Linked DNA regions of Mus musculus: regions 1 and 2 are each linked to region 3. A link is a loop called in an ENCODE intact Hi-C map of the cell type or tissue named here. Cell type or tissue: left cerebral cortex. All regions are shown on one strand.

Evidence for each region. Peaks named below come from ENCODE experiments on the same cell type or tissue, not always from the same donor. Only the 100,000 strongest peaks of a DNase experiment are listed, where the experiment ranks them.
Region 1: a loop joins it to region 3, with 9 times the contacts of the local background. A loop is called at or near these places in 3 of 42 quality-filtered maps.
Region 2: it touches region 3 in a loop (9-fold over the local background); 3 of 42 quality-filtered maps call a loop at or near these places.

Annotation. Positions count from the first base shown.
Region 1 is chr5:144,581,035-144,589,034 of GRCm38, reverse strand. No RefSeq gene overlaps it. Among named protein-coding and RNA genes, the nearest start is that of Nptx2, 39 kb to the right of the region's middle. In left cerebral cortex, no CTCF peak of the experiment used is centred here; DNase peaks (open chromatin) are centred at 3,694 and 4,361.
Region 2 is chr5:144,715,972-144,723,971 of GRCm38, reverse strand. It overlaps the pseudogene Gm6272. Among named protein-coding and RNA genes, the nearest start is that of Tmem130, 42 kb to the left of the region's middle. In left cerebral cortex, CTCF peaks have their summits at 38 (motif pointing left) and 3,946; DNase peaks (open chromatin) are centred at 3,527, 3,945 and 6,532; H3K27ac peaks cover 209 bases.
Region 3 is chr5:144,644,057-144,652,056 of GRCm38, reverse strand. No RefSeq gene overlaps it. Among named protein-coding and RNA genes, the nearest start is that of Gm52796, 25 kb to the left of the region's middle. In left cerebral cortex, no CTCF peak of the experiment used is centred here; DNase peaks (open chromatin) are centred at 4,182, 4,475 and 7,893; H3K27ac peaks cover 885 bases.

The DNA.
Region 1 (8,000 bases), 63 kb after region 3:
CAAATACTGGAATTAAAGGTGTGCGCCACCACCACCCAGCATAAGGCAACTCTTATAAAGAACAATTTAATTGGGGCTGGCTTACAGGTTCAGAGGGTCAGTCCATTATCATCATGCAGAAATCATGGCAACCTACAGGTAGACACGGTGCTGGAGGAGCCAAGAGTTCTACATCTTGATCTGAAGACAGCAGGAAGAAGCTCACTTCTGCATTGGATCGAGTATGAGCACTAGGAGGCCTCAAAGCCCACCCACCCAGTGATATACTTCCTCCAACAAGGCCACACCTATTCCAACAAGGTCACACTTCCTAATAGTGCCACTTCCCATGGTCCAAGCATATTCAAACCACCACAATAAGGGCTTTTATAGATGAGGGATAGGGAGTTTCCAGATGGGGGGATCCAAATGAGGCAGGCAAATAGGTGGAGTTACAGAAGCAGAACAAAACATAACAAGCTGGTCCTAACAACCTCCTGAAACAAAGACATGGTTTCGGGATGATCATAATAACCCTTTAAACAAGGACATGTCTGCCGTTTTTCTGGAACAGGAAGTGCAGAGTCATTTGTAGTTAAGGTTACAGGTGGGAGGATAGTCCAATCCTTGCCAAGCAGATTTAATCACAAACAGGAACGAACCTATTTTGCCTTTACTCTAAGGTGGTTTTTAAGCCCAAGATGGAGTCAGGCTGGTTCATCAATGGCTCTGGCATCAAGAGACACTCCAGGGAGCATGAGCCTCTGACATCGAAACAAAGGAAAGTGTGTATTTCTCAATAATCGGATGTATTGAGATGCTACTATCGCTCTACCCCTCACTAAGTTGCCCTGAGGTCGGTGGGAGCCTGGAGTCCCAGGCAGTATAGGAGTGAAATGCTCTGCTAACCCTTGCTTCGTCACCTGCCTCTGCCTACCTAGAGTATCAGCCCTGTAAGAGGTCACCTAGCCCTGACCTGTGCAGAGCAGACGCGTGCATCCAATGACAGCCCCCAGTTTCTCTTTCTACAGATTATAGATCTCAAGTTCCTGATTGGCGGTGCTTACTAACGCCACGTCCTCCCAGAGTGCACGACAACGTCCAGAATTCTCTGGGATGCCAGTTATTTCAGTGCTCTGCTCTTGGGGGAGCCATTGCTAACCAATTTCTTTTTGTTTGTTTATGCATGCATATTATGTAGGTGAAAATCAGGTCGCTATCAATATCTTTGATCACTTCCCATTCTATTTTTTGAGACAGGATCTCCCACTAGGCCTGGACCTCACCAGTGTGGCTAGACTGGCCAAACAAGCAAGCCCTGGGGTTCCTTCTGTCTCTGTCTCCTTAGTGATGTGGGTGTATGTGCCAGTATGCTCAGCCTTTTTAAAGACAGACATGTATTTCATGTCAATGTGTGTGTGTGCGTGTGTTCGTCTTTTCATGCACGTATGGACATGTGAACATGCCATAGCAAGCATGAGGAGGTCAAGGATAACTTGGCTTGCTCTCTCCTTTACCTACGTGGGCCTCAGGAATTGAACCCTGGTTGTTACTCTCAGTGGCATATGCCTTTGCCGACCGGGTCATCTTGATGGCCTTGCACTCAAACGTCTCCTGTGGGTTCTGGGTGCTCAAACTCAGGTCTTTATGTTTGTCCAGCAAACACTTTGCTGACTGAGCCATCTCCCTATACCTTTCCTCCCTGAACCCCTACTTCTAAGTACTACCAGCCTGGACAGCATGGGGCAGAGGCCAGACAGTGGCTCCCTGAAGCATCAGGTCCCGGCTGGAAGGCAGGATTAACTTGCCTAATGAACTCTAAAATAACTCCATTCCCCCCCCCCCCCCCACGACAACGATTTTCTCCCTAAAATTGTCATAGATTCTTCATGTGAGGAGACAAAGCAGACCGAGGAGGACTGTTTTGCATATACAGGAGGCCAGAGAGCAACTGCAAAGGCTGACAGAGAAAGGACCAAGGGAAGAGGTGACTTGCTTTTTCAAAGCAATGCATTTCATTTTACTTTATGTGTGCGGGTGTTGTGACTCCGTGCATGTCTGTGCACCATGTGCACGTCTGGTACAGATGTAACCTGGAAGTGGGTATTGGATCCCCTTGGAACTGAGGTCACAGATGTTTGTGAGCTGCTATGTGGGTGCTGGGAACCAAGCCTGGGTCTTCTGATCTAGTGAGTGCTCGTAACCATGGAACAATCTCTTCAGCCCCAAGATAACCTGACTTTTATCTCCAGGGAGACCACCCCTCATCTATGGAGCTGATGAGGTGTTGCAAGCCTTGCCTTGCTTTAGTGCCAGAGGCTGCTGCTCCCTAGAGCATGTGATGCCAGGACCAGTATCTATCTATCCACTTGGGGCTCACCACATGGATATTCTGAGGACTTTCCTCCCAGCAGACAAAGAGTTCTTCATAGCACCGTCCTTTACCCAGATATCAGTTCTTGCTGGAGAAGCAAGTTGTTGAAGGGTGGGAAGGGTGTCCAGCTTTAGCAAAAGGAACAACAAAGTGCCTGCTTAAAAATGAATTCAGCTCAGCGAGCTATATTTTATAGTATATTTCATACCACATTTGTTGTTCATTCTGAAATGTAGTTTTGTTTTCTAATGTCTTGCTTTACCGGACAGTTTTAGGGCTGTGTAGGCTACTGTAGCCCTTGGTTTCTAAAGCCGGGCATGTCCAGAGCCACACTGACCTCAAAGCCATTCTCAAACAGAGAGGTGGGCTACAAGATATCACATGTACTTTACAATGGCTACTCCATCCCCTTGCCCTTCCAGGTAAGGGTCATGGCTCTGATTTTCTGGTGAGTTCCTACAAATCAAATCCTTACTTAGGGTCTCATTCTTCATCATTCGTTATTACACTGTGTTTATTTACTTGTGTGTGTGTGTGTGTGTGAACATGCATGCCATGGTACACACAGGTGGAGATCAGAGGGCAACTTGCAAGCATCATTCCTTTCCTTCCATCATGTGGGTTCTTGGGAGTTGAACTCAGGTCTTTAGGCTTGGCAGTAGGTACCTATGATAGCTTGGCTGTCAGTTTGATATACCAAGGAAGAGAGAATCTCAATGGAGGAATTGCATCCATCACATTGACCTGTGGGCATTGTCTTAATTGATAATTGATGTAAGAAGGTCCAGCTCACTGTGGACAGTGCCCCCTGGGGCAGGTGGTCCTGGGCTGTATAAGAAAAGATGGCTGAATATGAGTGAGAGAAAAGCAAGCCAGGGAGTGGGGTTCTTTCATGGTCTCTGCTTCAGTCTAACACTACCCAGCCCTTCACTGAGGGATTATGGGAAGGCATACCCCAGGCCTCTTGGCCTTGCCGCAATGCTGCGGCCTTGGCTGTGCAGGTCTTGCTCTTCCCTTGATGTCTAGCCCAGGGCTGCCTGGGTCCGCTTCTCTTTTCTTTTCCAACTTAAATTCAACCTATTCCTGATCTGTTATATTACTGTCCCCACCTCTGGAGGCTTTCTCTAACCTCAGACACCCTGGCACAGGATCTACACACACCTCCAGCCCCAAAGTCTAAATCCCCCACCTGCCCTACACCCCAGCCTTCCATCTTAGCAAGTGTTATCAGCATCCCAGGCTGTGGCCCAGGCTCTGAGTCATCTCTGGCCTCTTCCCCACCTGCACCCACAGCCAATCTGCTGGGAACCCCTGTCAGATCTGTTTTCAGAAGAAATCTAGCTTCAACCCCTTCTCACCACCTCCATCACCATCGCTGAGCTTGGCCCCCACTGTGTGCCTCTTGCATTACTAAAATAGGCTCCTAGGTCCCTGATTTTTCTCCAGGCCCCCCACAGTCTATTCCCACAGCAGCCAGGACTCTCCTATTAGCACCCGAATCCGATGATGTAATCGCTGGGGTTTCTAGCAGTTCCTATGAGACTAAAATCCTGACATGGGTGTGTGGGATCGGAAGCTGCAGCTCCAAGATGCTTTGTGTTCAGCACTTGGCTTCAGTGACCCCTTTCTGACTGCCACAAGGTGAGCAGACCTTCTGTAATGCATGATCTTTATCACAGGCACCAAACCAACTGTCATGGGGGCTTGGGATGTAGCTCAGTTATCATGCATGAAGCTTTAAGTTCAATCCCAACCACTCTACAAACTGGGTGTGGGGACACGTGCCTGTAATCCCAGCACTTGAGAGGAGGAAGCAGAATGGTCAGAAGCTGTCCTAGACTGGATAGTGAGTGTTCTGGTGAGATTCTTGTCAATTTAACAGAAGCTCCAGTTTTCTGAAAAGGGAAACCCCAACTGAGAAAATGCCTCCACAACAGAGGCCTGTAGGGAAATCTGTAAGGCATTTTCTTGCTTAATGACTCATCTGGGAGGGACTGGACCACTGTGGGTGGTGTCATCCCTAGGCAGGTGGTCCTGGGTGTATAAGTGAGACCACTGATCAGGTAACGAGGTGTCTTAGTCAGGGTTTCTATTCCTGCACAAAACATCATGACCAAGTGTGAGGAGCTGGTGTGGCGGCAGTCCCAAGATGGCGCCCAGGACTGCAGCCAAGTCTCATGACTTGCACCTGATTTCCTCATATACCCCGATTAAGCCACGTCCACTGGGTGAACTGCACAGGTGCACCATGATGCAAGATCGGACCATATGACAAGTGATGATTCTGGCCAATGGACTGCTGTTACGTGGACTGGGCTGATGGGGCGTGGTTGAGGGGTTATATAAGGGATTTCGATTGGGGGCTAGAGAGAGAGATTCCTGCAGAGAGATTCCTGCTTGCATGTTGCAAGGTTCCTGAATAAACTGCTTTGAGAAGAATGTCGTTGCTCTTTTCTGCTGGTTGGAATCGGAGACGACAAATGGTGGCCCATACGGGGACGTTCAGAAATCATCACAGTCAGGGCAGCTATCTGGTAAGTTCCCAGGTAAGTGGGACAAGTTAAGTTCTCGGATTGAGACTATAGGGTTCCCGGTTTTGGGACAAGTTGCACCAAGCACCATGGGAAATTCAACCTCAGGTCAAACTGCGCCAAGCCCTTAAGGATTTGCTGAAAGTGAAAGGAATCGGGCTGAAAAAGGAGGCCCTGGAGAACGTTTTAAAAGCAGTGGATCAGGTCGCTCCTTGGTTCTCCGTATCAGGACATCTTACAGGGCCCATTTGGGAGAAGTTAGGGAAGGACTTGAAGTTTGCAGAAGAACAGGGAGTTCTCGCTAAAGGGGTGCTGCCAGTGTGGAAGCTAGTACGGAATTGTATTGAGGATAAGGAAAGATGTGGAGCGGAACTCCAAAAGGGCAATGAGGCACTGAATCAGGTGAGAGAGGAGCGATCCCAAAAGTCAGGGGCAGAAGGAAGTTCTAGTGATGTGGATATGTCTGAGGACAATCTGGAGAGCATAGCCGACAGTCTAGAGAAAGTGAAAATGAAGGTAGAACCTTCAGCGCCAGGGCCGCTGTGGCCGCCTCTGTATGCCCCTGATGGAGCATTGGGGTGTAGTCTGCACCCAGAAACCTGGAGGGTACTGTGAGCCCAGTGCTTTCCTCTATTTCAGGATGCACAGGGAGGTCATTATCATGAGCTTCTTGACTGGAAGATTGTTCAAAGATTAGCGGAAGGGGTTTTTATTTACGGTGTCAGCGCTGCTTTTGTAAGAGCGCAGTTAGAGAACCTGCACCGCTACTGCATGACTCCAAGCGATTGGCAGAATCTGGCTCGTGCCTGCTTGTCACCAGGCCAATGTCTAGACTGGAAGGCATTTTTCATTGAGTTTGCTGCCGAGCAAGCAGCGATCAACGCTGGCAATGGCCAGCCAGCCTGGGATCAAGACATGCTGCTGGGACAAGGGAGATTTGTAGCAGCTCAAACTAATTATTCCATCCAAGTATATGAGCGAATTAATAACATAGGGACTAAAGCATGGGCGTCTCTTCCGAATAGAGGAGAGGTGAGTGGGAACCTGACCAAGATTGTTCAGGGGCCCGCAGAGCCCTTTGCTGACTTTGTGGCTCGTCTTGTAGAGGCAGGAGGCTGTGTTTTTGGAGACCCTGATGCTGCCATGCCTCTACTGAAGCAGCTGATTTTTGAACAGTGCACCAAAGAATGCAGGCGAGCAATTAATCCATATAAGCATAAAGGATTAGAGGTCTGGATGAAAATATGCAGAGAAATAGGAGGACCTCTTTCTAATTCTGGTCTGGCTGCTGCTGTCATACAGATGTCACAAGGAAAAGGCAGCCAGAAGAATAACAACTGTTTCAAATGTGGACAGCCAGGCCACATGAACCGTCAATGCCCACAATTGAGTGGTGCCAGAAACCAGCGACCAAAAGTACCCGGGTTATGTCCTAGATGCAAAAAAGGAAATCATTGGGTCAGTGAGTGTAGGTCAGTTAAAGATATTCATGGACAGCCTCTTGCTCCCAGATATGGTGGTGCCTGGCCAAAATACTTGAAAAGGGGCCCCCGACCCCAGGGCCCTCAAATATATGGGGCAGTAGCCGAGGGATGGCCCAGTTTGAGGCCACGGATGCAATGGAGTCACCCCGGAGAGCAGCAACAGGGACTGCAGGACTCAACCTCTGTTCCACCACCTGACTCGTATTAACACCCCGCATGGGAGTCCAGCTGGTGGACACAGACTTTAAAGGCCCACTGCCAGCTGATACGGTGGGACTGATTTTGGGAAGGAGCTCTGTTACTGTGCAAGGATTAATAGTTCATCCAGGAGTAATTGATTCAGATTTTACAGGAAAGGTTAAGATTATGGTATCTTCCCCTAGAGGCATCGTTGCCATTTCCCCTGGTGATAGAATAGCTCAATTGCTCCTTTTGCCCAGCTGTCACTCTCAATTTCCAGCCAAAGATTCAGAATGGGGGAGACAAGGGATTTGGCTCTACTGAGACCTCCAATATATTTTGCTCTCTAAATCTTGATACCCGACCCCTATTGAAGCTCAGGATTGAAGGAAAAGCTATATCTGGTCTCCCAGATACTGCTGCTGATCATAGTATCATCAGTACCAGAGATTGGCCCTCTGGTTGGCCTAAGCAACAGTCAGAACAAACTCTGAGAGGACTCGGGTACGCTCAGATGCCCGAAATGAGTTCCTGCTTCCTATATTGGAAAGACAAGGAAGGACATTCTGGACAGTTTCAGCCATATATGTTGGCTGTTCCGGTCTCTCTGTGGGGCCGTGATATGATGACTCAGATGGGCTTTGTTCTGACTAATGTAGGAGGCTATGGCAGCAAGTCCCGTGACATGATGCTGGACATGGGATATATTCCCAGAAAAGGGTTAGGGCAATTTCTGCAAGGTAGAACCTCTCCAGTGCCAGTTCGCAAAAAGAATGATCGGGCCGGACTGGGTTTTTCCTAGGGGCCACTGAGGGAGCATCACCTATTACATGGAAGACTGAGGATCCAGTATGGGTTCCTCAGTGGCCACTCCCCTCAGAAAAATTAAAAGCCGCGAAAGAGCTGGTACAAGAACAATTGGAGTTGGGACATATTCGGCCCTCTACATCTCCCTGAAATACTCCAATATTTGTTATGAAGAAAAAAATCAGGAAAATGGAGACTTTCGCATGATTTGAAAGAAATAAATAAGCAAATGATCTTGATGGGGCCGGTACAGAGGGGACTGCCATTGCCTTCGGCCTTGCCCCGAAATTGGCCCATTATAGTTTTAGATATTAAAGATTGTTTTTCCTCTATCCCGTTGCATCCAAATGATATGGTAAGATTTGCCTTTACTGTCCCCTCCCAAAATCATGCTGAACCCGATAAAAGGTTTGAGTGGACAGTTCTGCCACAAGATATGGCAAACAGTCCCACTATGTGTCAACTCTATGTTGATGCAGCTCTGAAAGGAGTTCGAGAGCGATTTCCAAACGTGAAGTGTTATCACTATATGGACGATATACTTCTTGCCGCTCCCAGGGATGCCTTGCTTGATGAAGCCTATAGCTTTGTGGTAACACAGTTGAAGGAACAGAATTTAGTAGTGGCCCCAGAAAAGGTGCAAAA
Region 2 (8,000 bases), 72 kb before region 3:
TCTATAATGAGATCTGATGCCCTCTTCTGGTGCGTCTGAAAACAGCTACAGTGGACTCACATAAAATAAAATAAATCTTTCTTTCTTTCTTTCTTTCTTTCTTTCTTTCTTTCTTTCTTTCTTTTTTTTATTTAAAGAATTGTCCTTTTCCCTTGTTGGATGTCTGAAGGCAAGATGGGTCACCAGCAGCTCTACTGGAGTCACCCACGGAAGTTCAGCCAGGGTTCCTGCTCCAGCCACGTCTGCTCCAACCACCACAGTCTGATCCACAAATACGGGCTGAACATGAGCCACCAGTGTTTCCATCAGTACTCGAAGGACATGGGCTTCATTAAGTTGGACTGAGCGACCTTGAATGGATTGTTCGACTGACTACCAAGTGGAACTGATCATGCTAGTCTCTGTGCACAAAGAATAAAAACGTGAAGAACTTTAAAAAGAAGAAGAATTGTGCATATCTCTGTGTGTGTGTCTGTGTGTCTGTGTGACCGTGTGTCTCCTCCTGTTGAGACAATGAGAATAAGCATGTGGCTAAACCCCTGTTATTTACTGTGTATGTGAGAATCACTGCTTCAGAGATACCCTGAGTCCTAGGCATAGCCATAACTTCTCTATGTTCCCAGTCCCTCCCTGGGGGATTCTAGGCAGGGGCTCTACCACTGAGCCACGCCCCAGCCCCTCACTGGGGGATTCAAGGCAGGGGCTCTGCCACTGAGCCACGCCCCCAGCCCCTCCCTGGGGGATTCTAGGCAGGGGCTCTACCACTGAGCCACACCCCAGCCCCTCACTGGGGGATTCTAGGCAGGGGCTCTACCACTGAGCCACACCCCAGCCCCTCACTGGGGGATTCTAGGCAGGGGCTCTACCACTGAGCCACGCCCCCAGCCTCTCACTGGGGGATTCAAGGCAGGGGCTCTACCACTGAGCCACACCCCAGCCCCTCACTGGGGGATTCTAGGCAGGGGCTCTACCACTGAGCCACGCCCCAGCCCCTCACTGGGGGATTCAAGGTAGGGGCTCTACCACTGAGCCACGCCCCCAGCCTCTCACTGGGGGATTCAAGGCAGGGGCTCTACCACTGAGCCACACTCCAGAACGTCAATGTCTTAGATCTTTCTTCTCTGGCTTCTGCCATTTCATTGTCCTCTCCAGCTCCACCCTGTCCTGGAGTCACCTCACCTATAACCAGCATGTGTACTGATTCTCTTTTCCACAGACCAGGCCCCTGAGCAGGGTACTTGCTACGTGTGGGCTACAGGTCCCCTGTGAATCAAAACCATCTTCTCTGAAGCTGCCGGAGGGGTCCTTCCAAGTACTGATGGCTGATTCTGCTGTTGCTCTGTTCTGCTATCTTCTGTGGCTCCCCATTACTTGAGAAGTTCAAATAGCTATAAGCCCCTGAAATCTTCAGACCTCTCTCAAGTTCACTGTCTACCCATCAAGTGAGTACTGGCATTACAGAATTAGATCATCAAGCCTGGCTATATTATTTGATCTTTTATTTTACTATGTTAATTAATTAATTAACTAGTTAATTAATTAATTAATGTGGTGTGTGTGTGTGTGTGTGTGTGTGTGTGTGTGTGTATGCCATGGCACCTGTGTGTAGGTCAGAGGACAACTTGAGAAAGCGGATTCTCTTTCTGCATCTGGTAGGACCTGGGGATTGAACTCAGGTCATCAGGTTTGGCAGCAAGCTCCTTTGCCTGCTGAGCCATCTTGCTAACCCTCAATGTAAAACTTATTAATGGGATATTTTGCTTTCACTTCCTTAATGCTCTGCCTCTGCCATCTGGAGCACTCTCTCCTTACAGTATACTGCGGCTCGACCTGTATTTAGGCTCCATAGGATACACAGTTGAGGAAGCACACACCCTAACACAAGTTGGTTCAAACATAATGAATTCTTCCAATGAAGGAACCAGATACTCATTTTAAAATGTGATTCTAATGAATGAAATGAAGCCAGGGGTGGCTGGCGCATGACTCCAATCCTAGCACTACGGAGGCACAGGCTAGTCAGGGCAACATAGTGAGACTGTTGTTTTAAACATTAAAACAGGAGGAGGAGGGGGAGGAGGGGGAGGAGGCTAGGATCACACCATACTTTGCAGGTTGCAGTGGAGAGAAAAGACAGGGAAGTACTAAGATCTGCCCATCTCATGGTCCAGTGTTCTCAAACCTTAAATGAGTGGCAAGGTGTTAGGGGAGGCATTTTTGGTAGAATTTGAACCTGGAGTTATAACATCCCTTGTCCATGCAGGATTCTGATATGTGGAGCCCCCCCCCCCCCCCCATTCATAGCTCTGTTAGTCTTAAGGGATGGGATGAAGACGTCAGCTTACATCGACTCTAGTTTTCCAGAACCATTGACTCAGAATGGGAAGGCTGGGATGTGGCTTAGCTGGTAAGGTGCTCACCTAGTATCCGTGAAGCCCTGTGTTGGATCCTTAGCAACCTAGATACGGAGGGTGGTGGGGTATACTGACCATCCCAGTACTCGGGAGGTGGGGACAGGAGGACCAGGAAATTGAAGTCAGCATGGGCTTGAGACCATGTCTCTAAACAAAACCATAAAAACAACAAATCCATTGACACGTGGCTTGATTCAGGCAAGGGCAGTACTTTCTAGCTTGGATTCAACCCCACAAACCCCCTGTGTGATACCAGGGTTTTTTTGTTTTTTGTTTTTTCGAGACAGGGTTTCTCTGTGTAGACCCGGCTGTCCTAGAACTCACTTTGCAGACCAGGCTGGCCTCAAACTCAGAAACCTGCCTGCCTCTGCCTCCCAAGTGCTGGGATTAAAGGCGTGCGCCACCATGCCTGGCCGATACCAGGGGTTTCAGATGTGCATGTCTCAGCGTGTAAATTCCTGGGTTCTTGCCAGTTCAGATGAAGGCTAGAGCTTCCCAGGAAAATCCTGGTGGGACTCTTGGGTTTATGATCCTTGAACGGTCCAGAGATCTACTGCCCTTTGGGGTTTGAGGTGGGTTACCCAAAGCTAGACCGAGGAGATCCCACCTGGGGTGAGGTAGGAGAGGAGAAGAGGCTATCAACTTCTTGACAGGCCATGCATCTTGTTATTTTTGAGACAGAGTTCCTGTAGCAAGGGATGGCCTGAAATTTCTGATCTTTTTGCCTTTTACTCCTGAGAGCTGGCATCACTTGGGTCACTAAGCAAAGTTCTGCTGCGTAAAGGAGCCTCGATTGAGGCCAGACTCTGATGGGAGGAGAAGGAGTCAGGAGGCAGCACCCAGAGGCGGGGTTGGCAGAGGCACATCTGGAGGCACATCTGGAGTCAGCCAAAGCTGCGACAGAGTCTGGGAAAAGCCACCCACCAGCTGATTTGGGTCTGTTACTCTGTGGATGTGGCATCTGGCTGGCTTGGGGGTCACGCCGCCACATCACAGGGCAGATGGAGAAGACAAGGGAAGCCAGAACATGCTGCCAGGTGGGCCTGGAGCCATGCCAGCTTCTAAAGAATGCCCAGGGAGCCAGGGAGAACCTGGCTTCTCTCCCAGGCCCTGGAGGGGTGCCGAGCCCAGTTTGGTAGAAATATATCAGAGGTGTCTCCAGATGTTAGGTGGGCTTGAAGGTGATAGATGGAGCTGTGATCAGTAGGAGAAAATGTAGGATGGGGGTGTCTGCTGGGCTCCTCAAACCCATGCTTGTACTTGCCTGGGGCAGGCAGGTGCACACACCTGTGTTGGCATGTATGCTCCCATATGCATGAATGCAGGAGGCGCATGCAGACATGGGGGGGACAGCGGGCTCACCTCCTCCCCAACCTCACACCTACGTTCTTTCCTAGAGGTGTGTTAGCCTAGAAATCCCTCTCCCTTCCAGGATTTCTCTGCTACCGCAGCCAATTTTTATTCCTGCCGTGAAACTCCTCAGCAGACCCTGCCAGGAACATCTCTTTCTCGTTTATTTCAGGCTCCAGAGAAGCCCGAGAGAGGGAGAACCCTGCAGATGGCTCCCCGGTATTTTCATCAACATGACAGCCCTCTGAGCACACAGGCTGTGGAAGCCAGGGCCTGGCTCCAAGGGAGGTGGAGCCCAATCCAGAACAGGTAGGATGTACTACAGTGGATTATGTTCTAGAATAGGCAGTTGCCACCAGAGCCTCTGGCTGCAGGGTGGAGGTGGGTCACAATATACATGTATCCCTTGAACTGTCATTCCACATTTACATGATTCTTAGCAAGAGAAATGGCCTTCAGGGAGTGATTGACAGTTGTAGTTCTAGGGCCCAGCAAGGTACCTGGCTCTCAAAGATCTGTTAATTCAGGTCTATTAGAATTTGGAATTCAGGGGCTGGAGAGATGGCTCAGCGGTTAAGAGCACTGACTGCTCTACCAGAGGTCCTGAGTTCAATTCCCAGCAACCACATGGTGGCTCACAACCATCTGTAATGGGATCAGATGCCCTCTTCTGGTGTGTCTGAAGATAGCGTCAGTGTACTTATAAAAAAATAAGTACACAGTGTACATTAAAATAAACAAACAGATAGACAAACAAATAAAAAAAAAACAGAATTTATTTTGGGCTGGTGAGATGGCTCAGTGGGTAAGAGCACCCGACTGCTCTTCCGAAGGTCCAGAGTTCAAATCCCAGCAACCACATGGTGGCTTACAACCATCTGTAACGAGATCTGATTCCCTCTTCTGGAGTGTCTGAAGACAGCTACAATGTACTTACATATAATAAATAAATAAATCTTTAAAAAAAAAAAAAAAAGAATTTGGAATTCAGTTAGGAGAAAGGCTTGTGGAAGAACTGTCCCTTAGCCAGGAAGATGGCTCTGGGTGAAGGTGCCTACTGCCAAGCTGGAGAGCCCAGTCAGTCTTCCGAACCTACAGGGACTTTCTGCAAGTTGTCCTGTGACTGCCACCTGGCTTCTGTGGCATGCAACACCCCTCTGCCACCACTGCTGCCAATAAACAAATTTTAAAAATGTGAAAGTTTAAAAAAACACAGCCTTTCTGGGAAACGGTCTGTGTAGATGGGATTACGGATCTCCGAATGAATCTCCTGGGCACTGGCTTGGGATGTCATGGATAACTATCAAGAGATCAGAACTGTGCTTACCTGCAGGGAACTCTCACGAGATCAGATCTGTTGGGTCCCCTCATGGAAGGTGGGGGGCAGGGAGGAGAGAGGGTCTTTAGATCCTCATTGGAGATTTTAGCTTTTCCCTCCCTCTGGAGCAACCCTCTGAGCCTAACACGTCCCGGGAGATGCTGGAGTGTATAGGAGATAGCAAGTGAATTGGTTTTTTTGTTTGTTTTTGTTTTGTTTTATTTTTTTCCTGAGACAGGGTTCCTCTGTGTAGCCTTGCCTGTCCTAGGATTCACTCTATAAACCAGGCTGGTTCCGACTCAAGAGATCCGCCTGCCTCTGCCTCCCAAGTGCTGTGACCAAAGGTGTATGCCACCATGGCCTGGTCCCCCACCCCAGAAAGTGAATTGAATGGGGGACTCATCTTGAAGCTTTTGGGAATCATCATCTCTCTTGGGTCTGGACTCTTCAGTGGTCTTTTTGGGGTCACCCCTCATCCATGCTACTACTGTAAGTAAGCCTTCTGTGAATTTACGGGTTCACTAAGCTAGAAGCCTTTTGGGAATTGGTTCTCTGCTTCCACCATGAGACTAGGGACTGAACTGAGGTTGTCCATCTTGATGGTGAATGCCTGTAGCAGCCATCTTACCAGCCCTGGCTTGTTTTATTTTGAGATAGTCTCATGTAGCCTGAGCCGGTCTCAGACTCATTCCATATTGTCTGTAGGCTGACCTAAACACCAAATCCACTTGCCTCTTCCTCCCGAGAGTCTGGCTGTCAGGAGTCCACAATCAAAGGCTTATTCTTACTACCAGCTAGGTGAACTGACAAGAGACTAAAGTCTCCTGGGGCCTCAGATGCCACATCTATAGGCTGAACACGTGGGTATCACCCTCCCAACATTGGCAGGGGAATTATGTAATATGTTTTCCTAGTTTCATCTCTGTTGCTATGATAAAATACTCTAACCCAAAGCAACTTAGGGGAAGTAGGGGTGTCTGGTTTAGTATGGCTTAGGATTCTAGATTACATTCCATCATTGTGGGAATGTCAGGGAAGGGATTTCAGACAGCTGGTCGCATGACAGTAGATGACATTCCCAGTCAAGACCAGAGAGATGTGAATGTTTGCATGTGTTTGGCCCAATTTCTCCTCTCTCATACAGTGCAGAGCACCCCCTCCCCAACACAAAGAGCAATTCTGCCCATGGTGGGCTGAGTCTTCCCAAATCAATTAACTCAATTAAGACAACCCCCAGAGTTATGTCCACAGGCTAAACTGAAAATCTGAACTCGATAGCCCCTCACTGAGCCTCTCTTCCCAGGTGATTCTAGGTTGTGTTAAGTTGACTATAATGGTAACCATCACAGATGGCGTCTACAAGAGGTCTCAGCCCGGTGCCTGGCACCCAGCAGGCACTCAGAGCACGCTTGTTCAGCAAATGAAGGATGTCCTCGGCTTATTCCTTCACATGCAGCTCAGGAAGGCAGGGTGCAGCTCAGGACAGTGGTGCCTGCTCAGCCTTGTGCCTGACTCACAGCCGACTCAGCCTCAGCCTGGGGACAAAGAGATCTGAGGGTCCTCCACCGAGATGTGGGCTTCTTAAAAGGTGAGCTGGCAGTCAGTTTGGCTCCAGAGCACAAGATGAGCTCATTCTGTGTGGCCTTTTTGATGAAAAAAGGGACACCCTCAAGCCTTATGCTCAGAATGCCAGAGGGAGAAAGAGAAGCTGTTAGTGCACGCACACACACAGACACACACAGACACACAGACACACACACACTAATATATATACATACATATATATATACATACATATATATACATACACACACACACACACACACACATATATATATATATATATATATTCCCCTTTACACCTCACCTGTCACCTAACGAGAGGGATTCCAAGAGCTCCATTCTGGGAGAACTAACCTTCATGAAGAATGATCAAGCAGGCACAGGACTGAGAAACCCTACAGCAGGGACAGAAGGCTCTGTCAAGGAAGAGCAGAAAAATCAGGTGTCAAGTCTGCACAAATCAGTGAGCTCGAGGCTCAGAGAGAATCTCAAAAAATAAGGTGGAGGAGCTGGGGCTGGGGAGATGTCTCCCAGTTAAAGACACTTGACCCACAGGCATGTGGACCTGAGTTCTGGTCCCCAGGACCCACGTAACTGTCAGGTGGGTTGTAGTTCCAGGCTCAGAAGGCGAAGACAGAAGATCCCCAGAGTAAGCTGGCTAGAGAGACTAGTGACTAGCAATATTGATAAGTTCTGGGTTTGACTGAGAGACCTTGCCTCAGTGAATAAGATGAACATGTGATAGATTCTGGACAACAACCTTGGGTCTCCACATGCGTGAACACACACATACACACGTTGCCATCACACACACACACACACACACACACACACACACACATCTTAGGATTTATTTTTAAAATTGTGTATGATGCTTTGCCTTCATGTATGTCAGTCAGTGCATCATGCACATATCTGGTGCCCACAGAGGTCAGAAGAGGCTGACCAAATCCCTGGAACTGTAGTGTCTCCATGTGAGTTCTGAGAACTGAATCTAGGTCCTCTGGAAGAGAATCCTGGGCTTTTAGCCACTGAGCCCCAAGATTTACTTATTTTTATTTGTAACTATATGTATGTGTGTTTGTGTGTGGTTATGTGCACCGCAGAGTAAGTTCCCATGGAGACCAGAGGGATTGGATGTCCCTGGGGCTGGACTGAAAGATGGTTGTGAGCTATCTGATGTGGGTGGGGGGAACTGAACTCAGTCCTCTAAATGAGCAGAACAAATGCTAACAGCTGAACCAACTCCTCCACCTGGCCTGACGTAGCTCAGGCTGACCTTGAACTCACTGTGTAGTTGAAGGCGGCCTTGAACCCTTGCCTTCACCTCTCAGGCACTAGGATGATGAGCTTGC
Region 3 (8,000 bases):
ACACATTGTCACTCTGGATTTACTGCCCCCCAACTTTTTTTCCTGGTAAGTCACACTAAATTTGCACTTTGGGGCTTCATCCATCACTCTATCTTTTAATGCAGTATCTAATCTCGCTGGTTCTTTTCTTCTGGTAACACAGCCTCTCCTGAAGTGCATTTTCAGGACTGATTTTTATCATTTGCCAATGTATTTAAAATAATGTGTGAGCTATAAATCAAAGCCCTTTATTGGAATACTGCAAAAGACGCTTACAACACAATAAATTTAGTACTTCGGATCCATTCTGGGAAATCTGACAGAAGAGTGACTGAGGCCCCTTTGAACTCTGAGGACTGGAAGCATTAGCTGTTCAAAGTGTTTTCTTCCATAGAGGCAAGTTTTAAGACTGCTGATGCACGGGAAGTCAGGAACGATGTGAGCTGGTACGACCCGGTAGAATCCAGATAAATTTCCTTTTGCATCCCAGCTGATTCATATGCTGCATGACTTTCTGCGAACTACGATCTCCGAATGGTCCTTGTGTGTAAACTGAGAGTGGAGTAAATGACACTTTCCAAACCTGTGATAAGAATGGATGAGAAGGCCCGTGTGGGTATTTCTGGTATACAGTAGGTGTTTAACATGTGTGACCTCGGGTTCTCTGCTTCTTCCAAGAAGGAATGACCAGACCTGTACAGGGTCTGCTGGAAGCCTCCAGCGTCCATGTGCTAAGTTCTTGCTTGCTCCACAGTTCGGAGCAGGGTCCAGCTGACCACAGAGCCCGCCCCGGACATTAGCAGGGCTACAGCCTCGTATTTCAACCTCATGCCATCCCTCAGGAAACTCAGCCCCTCCTTCAGCCTCATTTGTAAAGAAACACGCATCCCACAGGCACCTGAAAGAACCACTTCCGGGAAAGAATCACTTCCCTTGAGTACCTTCCTCAGAGCTGTTTCCAGGGTTTCTCCTGCTTGACCTTCCTCCTTCAGCTTCCGGTTCCTCCCACTCTAGTTTCTGTTTTTTCCCCACCAGCTTCCGTTTTTCTCCCATTTCTGCTACAGACTCCGTTGGTTGCTTCTTCTGACCCAGAACCTTCTACCCAGAATCTCAGTTAAATTCTGTATTGCAGGGGAGGACAACGAGGCCCCACGCTGTAAGTGTGGGGGAGGCGGGCAAGGCGGACAGACACCAACCAGCTTGGGTTTGTTTTGGGGAGTCTGATGCACAGCTCCTAATAGCCTCAAGGGGGACCCAGCAGGAAGGCCCCACAACCATCCTTATCCAGCCAACCTCTTCCTCCAGCAACTCCTCTCCTTCCTCCTCCTCTCCCTCCTCCTCCTCTTCCTCCTCTACCTTTCTTCTCCTCCTCTTCTTATTTATTTTTTGTCAACCCCATACAAGAGGAACCTCATCTGAGAAAATGCCTATATCACATTGCCTGTAGGCAGGACTGTGGAATATTTTCCTCGATTAACGACTGATGTGGGAGGGTCCAGACCACTGTGGGAGGTGCCAGCCCTGGGCAAGGTGGTCCTGGATTATATCAAGGTAGCTGAACAAGCCATAGGCAACTAGAATGCTCCCCCATGGCCTGCTTCAGTTCCTGCCCCCCAGGTTCCTGCCTTGAATTCCTTCTTTGACTTCTCTCTGTGGTGGGCTGTAACCTGTAAGCCAAATAAACCATCTCCTTGCCCAGGTTACTTTTGGTCACAGTGCTTTATCACAGGAATTGGAACTTAACCAAGACAATCAATAGTCAACATTGCAGCAGAACATGGTATCAGATTCCCAGTATCACCCAGTAAAACCTGTACTGTGGTCATCTCTCCCACATACACACTCTTTTTCTTCTATCTCCACCACCATTCTCCACCCTTAAGGCTCTAGCTAGATGCTAGGCAGAGGCTGTCAAGCTTGACCTGAGCCTCCCCCCCCCCCTTACCCCTGCTTCTGGTCTTCTAGTTTGTTTGTACAGTTTGTTTTTGTTCTGCCTCTTTTTTTGAGTTTGGATCTTTCCATGTAGCCCAGGATGTCCTGGAGCTTTTTGTGTAGACCAGGCTAGCCCAGAACTCTGCCTGCCTTTGTCCCAGCCAAGTGCCCAGCTCCTTGCTGTTTGAGCACATACAGCATGTGGACCTCAGGACCTTTGGACTCACCAGACACTTTTTCTCCTAGACACGATCACATCGGAGTGTCCAGTCTAGGGAAGGTTGTATGCACAGAAGGCCAGTCTGAGCATGGATGGCCCCATCCTAGATTGGCAGGTCTGGGGTCCCAGGTCGGGTGAGGGCACTGCCTCTATAAGCTGGGAAGAGACAGGTTTGCAGAGGAATGGTGAGTGTTCCTCACCAATTCTTCTCTTCCCTTCGTGTTTTCTCCCATGAGCAATGCTTTGAACGCACTGGCTGTGTCACTGCAGCAGGCAACCTTGCTGCTTCATGCCACCCTTCCCAAGTCCCTGGGAGCACCTGCCATGTGTCCCACTGCCTCCAGTGAGAAATCCCTGTTCTGGCTCAGCACTTTCCTCCATCTCTTCAACTGTTAAGTGCTGCGGCGACCTTGCCCATGGTCGGTTCTGCAGGGAGCTACATTACTGTGTGCCCTGCTTGAGGCTGAGGCTGAGGCTGAGGAAGTCAATGAAGAGGAAGCAAGCCTGCTGTGATGGTGCATCCCTGCAACCTCCGCTCGGGAGGTTTCCTACTTGGTTAACTGTCAACTTGACACACCTGGAGTCACTTCTCAAAGGAATCTCAGTAGAGGGATTGCTCAGATTAGATTGGCCTATAGCATGTCTGTGGGGGATTGTTGTGATTGCTAATTGATGAAGGACGATCCAGTCCACAGAAGGCGGTCCCATTCCCTAGGCAGCTAGCTGGCCCTTGTTTGTATAAAAAGAGTAGGTCAGCAAATGCCTCTCCTCCATGGTTTCCCCTTAAAATTTCTACTTGAGCTCCTGTCATGACTTTTCTCAATAACGGACTGTTGTGGTGGTGGGCTATTAATGTTACTCAGACCTCCTGGCACTGGCACAAGTTCCTTGCTACCCGCACAACGTTCTGGATTCCCGAATGAAATACACACACATACACACACACACAGAGAGAGAGAGAGAGAGAGAGAGAGAGAGAGAGAGAGAGAGAGAGAGGAGGGGAGGGGAGGGGAGGGGAGGGGAGGGGAGGGGAGGGGAGGGGAGGGGAGGAGAAGAGAGGAGAGGGCCTTATATTTAATATGCCTTAATCAGTTCAGTGGCTGGACTACTCCCAAACTTCCATGTTGTTAACACCTACCCTCCAATACTCCTTAATTATTACTTACTAAAATCTATATTCCATCCTTGCTACCCCAAACAGGGGAGGGCCCCCCTAGGGTCATCCTTCTCCGGCTCTTACATGATTGGTACTCTGTCTTCTGAAGCTCTCAAGCCTGTAGCTTACTTCTCAGGCCTGATCTTCCTGCTTCCACGAAATGGCTGTTCTAACTCCTCTCTCTGTCCTCTTGACCTCGAATCCTAACGTCGTCCCACCTCTGTCTCTCTGCCCAACCATTGGCCGCTGGCAACTTGATTTACCAATTGAAACCAACTGGGGGCAGGGACCCTCAGCGTCTCACATGAGGGATTCTCCTGCAATTTTGGGAACCTAATTAACAAAATACAAGTGTTAAACCAAATCCCCAACAGACTGTGATCTGGAAATATAAGCCAAATAAACAAACCATTCCCGCCCTGAGTTGCTTTTGGATAAGAGTGTTTTACCACAGCCATAGCAAGGAAACTAGAACAGGAGGGTCAGGAGTTCAAAGTCACCCCTGGCCACATAATCATTCAAGGCCAGCCTGGGCTATGTGTGATGCTGTCTGAAAAGGGGAAGTGGGGCAAAAGTGTTGAGAGACTCACTCATGGCTGTCTTCTTTCTGGGGCTAGAAACAAGGCCACCCTGAGTGAGGAGCTCCTCTGCGAAGTCACACAGCTAAAATAAAAGGGACAAATGGCGCCTAGCGTTGTTACCAGCAAGGCATTTGGGGAACATAAATTCCACTAGGAATTAGTCATTCTAAATTGCTTTATTTGGTTTTAACTTAGAATAGAACCTAAATTATTCAGCTAGGGAGGGGGAGGGAGGGGGCAGGAGCCAGTTCTAGGCCTGGCATCCACCTCACACTGTCACCGTTAGGAGAGCAGTGACATCTGTCTGGGGGTGGCCTTGGGAGCTGGTGGGCTGCCTGAGACCTTCTGGATTTGGTAAAAGCCCCCTGGGATGTGAGACTCAAGAAGCACGATTTTGCATCAGCAACACACCCATGCCTTTTACTCTGTCCCTGTTTGAGAAATGATGTCACTGTTCTCTCATTTAAAAAAAAACAAAAAAAAAAAACCAAAAAAAAAAAAAACAACTTTCTCTAACCATGTGTGGTGGTACAAGCCTGTAATCCCGGCACTCGGAAGGCTGAGGCAGGAGGATCGTGAGTTGGAGACTCGCCTGGACTATATAGTGAAACCAAGTCTCAAAAATAAAGCAAAACAAAACCAAAAAATCCTTTCCCTCAACCCCCATTTTACTCTAGCCACTGTCAGCTTTGTTGCTATGCTTTGAGACGAAACTCTACACTCAAATCCTCCGCAGCCCTGGCTTGCCTCTAGTAGGTTTTCCTGACTGATCCCACACTGGCTACACACCGGGCCTGCAAAGTCAATTCTAGTCCTCAGCCAACACAACCCAGCTAGGCACAATTCCTTATTCTGGGGGATCATTTTTCCTCGGTTTGCTGGACCCCGCATCTCCTGCTTAGCCTCCTATCTCACTGGTTGGTCCACCAGGATCTTCCCCTTCTCCCTGACAGACTCCTGTGGTTGCGTCTCACAGCTCAGACCTTAGACCTCAGTGCTAATTCTCTGGTCTACTAGCTTTCAAATCATCACTTTATCAATAACCCCTGAATTTCTGTCTCCAGGCTAGACTCTCCTTAAACTGCAGATTCACATGCACAATCGCCTTCTGGATGTCTCTACGTTGATGTTCAGTTAGATATCTGAAAATAATTCCTAGCCAAATAGATTTCTAGCACCCCAAAGCTGAGGCAGGAGAATAATCAATACATTTTCCTTAAATTTTCCTAGCCCTCAGCCAACACAACCCAGCTAGGCACAATTAAAAGAAAGAAAGAAGAAGGAAAGGAAAGGAAAGGAAAGAAAAGAGAAGAAAGAGAAGAGAAGGGAAGGGAAGGGAAGGGAAGGGAAGGGAAGGGAAGGGAAGGGAAGGGAAGCAAAGCAAAGCAAAGCAAAGCAAAGCAAAGCAAAGCAAAGCAAAGAAAAGAAAAGAAAAGAAGAGAAAAGAAGAGTCAGGTGGTGGCGGTGCATGCCTTTGATCCTAGCACTCAGACCACCTAGGTAGGTGGATCTCTGAGTTCCAGGCCAGCCTTGTCTATAGAACAAGTTTCAGGCAGCTAGTGATATATAGAGAAACCCTGTCTCAGAAAAAAAAAATCTGTTCTATTTTTAATGTGTGTGTGTGTCTCTGTGTGTGTGTGTGTGTGTGTGTGTGTATATCTGTGTGTGTTATGTGCATGTGTGTTCTGGGTGCCTGCAGAGGCATCTGATCCCTTGGAGCTGGAGTTACAAGCAGTTTTGAGCCACCCAATGTGAGTGCTGGTCACCAAACTCTGGTCCTCTAGAAGAGCAGCAAGTCCTAATCACCAAGCCATCTCTGTAGCTTCACACGTCTCTATATCAGTTTATTCATACGTGAAGAGGGGTACCCTGCCTCCAAGAGAACTCTGGTAAGCTGGTGGGAACAAGAATTAGACGTTCTTAAACCTAACGGATGGCAAGCATGCTGGTCCTGAGTCTAGGACACTGTCCAGGCTCTGTCCTGAGCTGGGACTGAACCTGCCGTGGAGGCAGAAATAGCAGGAATGGAGTCTAGGATCTGAGCCAAAGCCAGGGGAGTTGGTACCTGTTCTGTGTTGTGCTGTGTGGGTTATCTCCCTGACCACTGCTTCCACCATCAGTCCTTATGCAGTGGATACAGAGAGAACAAGAGCTATTCTAGCAGGCAATGAGGTCTTTGATGTCTAGGCAGGGGCTTTACCACTGAGCCACATTCTCATCTCAAAAACTTTTGCTATACTATGCCTGACTTTCTTTGTCTACGTAAAGTTATTATTTTAAAGTCAAGGTTCCTCTACACAGCCCAGGCTGACCTGACCTTGAACCCATGCTCCTTTGACTCATCCTCCTGTACTCTGGGATTACAGGTGTATGCTCTCACATATTGGACTGGATTTCTTGATTGGACAATGAATGTGGGATTGTGGGGTGTTCAGCTACCCCTCCTCAGCTGTGTGCCCTGTGGGAGACAGGGATATCCTGGGTCTGTGAGAATCCAGAACAGCCCTGGGAGGTATGCTTCCTGCAGAGGCCTGATCAGCCCTTCAAGTTGGCAAGTAATTAACTTGCCTAATTAAGGCATGCAGGCACAGGGCTCCTACTGGGATACTCCTGGGGAGCAGTGACATCCACCACTGAAAGGGTCTCAGGCTCTGTTGAAACTGCACAGCACGGGGGAGAGAAGATTAATTAAAAAGCGGGCTGAGGAAGCATTGCACCCTGGGAGTAAAGGCCTCGGTGAGCACCAGGGAAGGCTGGGGGTGTCCCTGGATGCCAGTGGGGGGTATGTGTGAGAAACTCCATCTCCCTGTGAATGGGGGGGGGTGCCTCATCTATTTGGGTTTGGGGATGGGGTAGGGAAAGAGCCACAGCGCATGCACGCCAGGCACCTCTTTGCTGATGGGCTATTTTTGCATGTAGTGCGTTAAATTTTGCTGAAATGCTGGGGTATCTTCTTGTCCTCCAAGCACGGGGATGGGGGGTGGGGTGGGGAAGGCTGAGCTTTCTGTGGGAAAGCAAGCAGGTTCTCAGCTCTGCCATGTACCTCTGAATGAGAGCTCCTTTCCAGAGCCTCCATCAGAGACCATCAGAGAGCTTCTGAAGAGCTAAATGGGGCTCTCTGCTCTGTCCTTGTCCTCTGCAGTTCTATGGGGCGGCGGTGGGGGGGGGCAGAGAATGGCATCCTGGGAGGTTGCTTCCTCTCCCCAGAGCGTGGTAGCCCCCCAGGTGGAGTGTGCTTAGAGCAGGCTCAAGGTTGTTCCTTCAGCAACTGCCAAGTGCCTGCTGTAAGCCTGATGTGATCCTATGTCCACAGATGATAGTGTGGAAAACATGGCAACATGGGGTCCCTCACAGGTAGGGTGGAGAAGGGGCTGGAAGGAGGAAGCCAGGGTGTGTCAGGTGGCACCACGCGATCCTTTAGGACTTAAGGTTAGAAAAGCAGCGTGAGAGCTGGCTATGAACAATCTTCTTGTAAGGAGGACGTTTATAGGCTGAGCTGTGTCCCCCAAACTTGCATGTTCAAGTCAGTTTCTGTTACTTTAGAATGTGATTGTATTTGGGGATAGATTCTTCCCAGTTCTAGGGATAGAACTCAGGAACTCAGAATATATAGATTCTAGATATATGCTCTACCACTGAGTCACACCCCAGTCCCTCACTGGGGGGATTCTAGGCAGGGGCTCTACCACTGAGTCATACCCCAGTCCCTCACTGGGGAATTCTAGGCAGGGTCTCTACCATTGAGCCACTCCCTGGTCCCTCACTGGGGGATTCTAGATAAGTGCTCTATCACTGAGCCACACACCCTATGCTTCATTGGAGAATTTGCACAGTTGCTATCCAGAGTCCCAGTGGAGAATGAATCAGAATTATCAAACAGTGTCCTCATTGACCTGCTCAGGGCTTGTCAGCCTCTGCAACTCCCATAGCCCAGGGAACTGAGATTGCAGGGCAGACCAACCGCCTCCTCCACTCCAGATCTGTAGAGAAAGAACGCAGTCATAGCAGAAATGGTGAGCGCCTCAGAACCAGCATTGGGAATCTGGCAACATAGTGTGTGGACTGCAGCTTCTATCTTGATATTAGGACAAGCTACTTGTGTTCTCTGAGAGTCTCTGTTCTTTCATTTGTA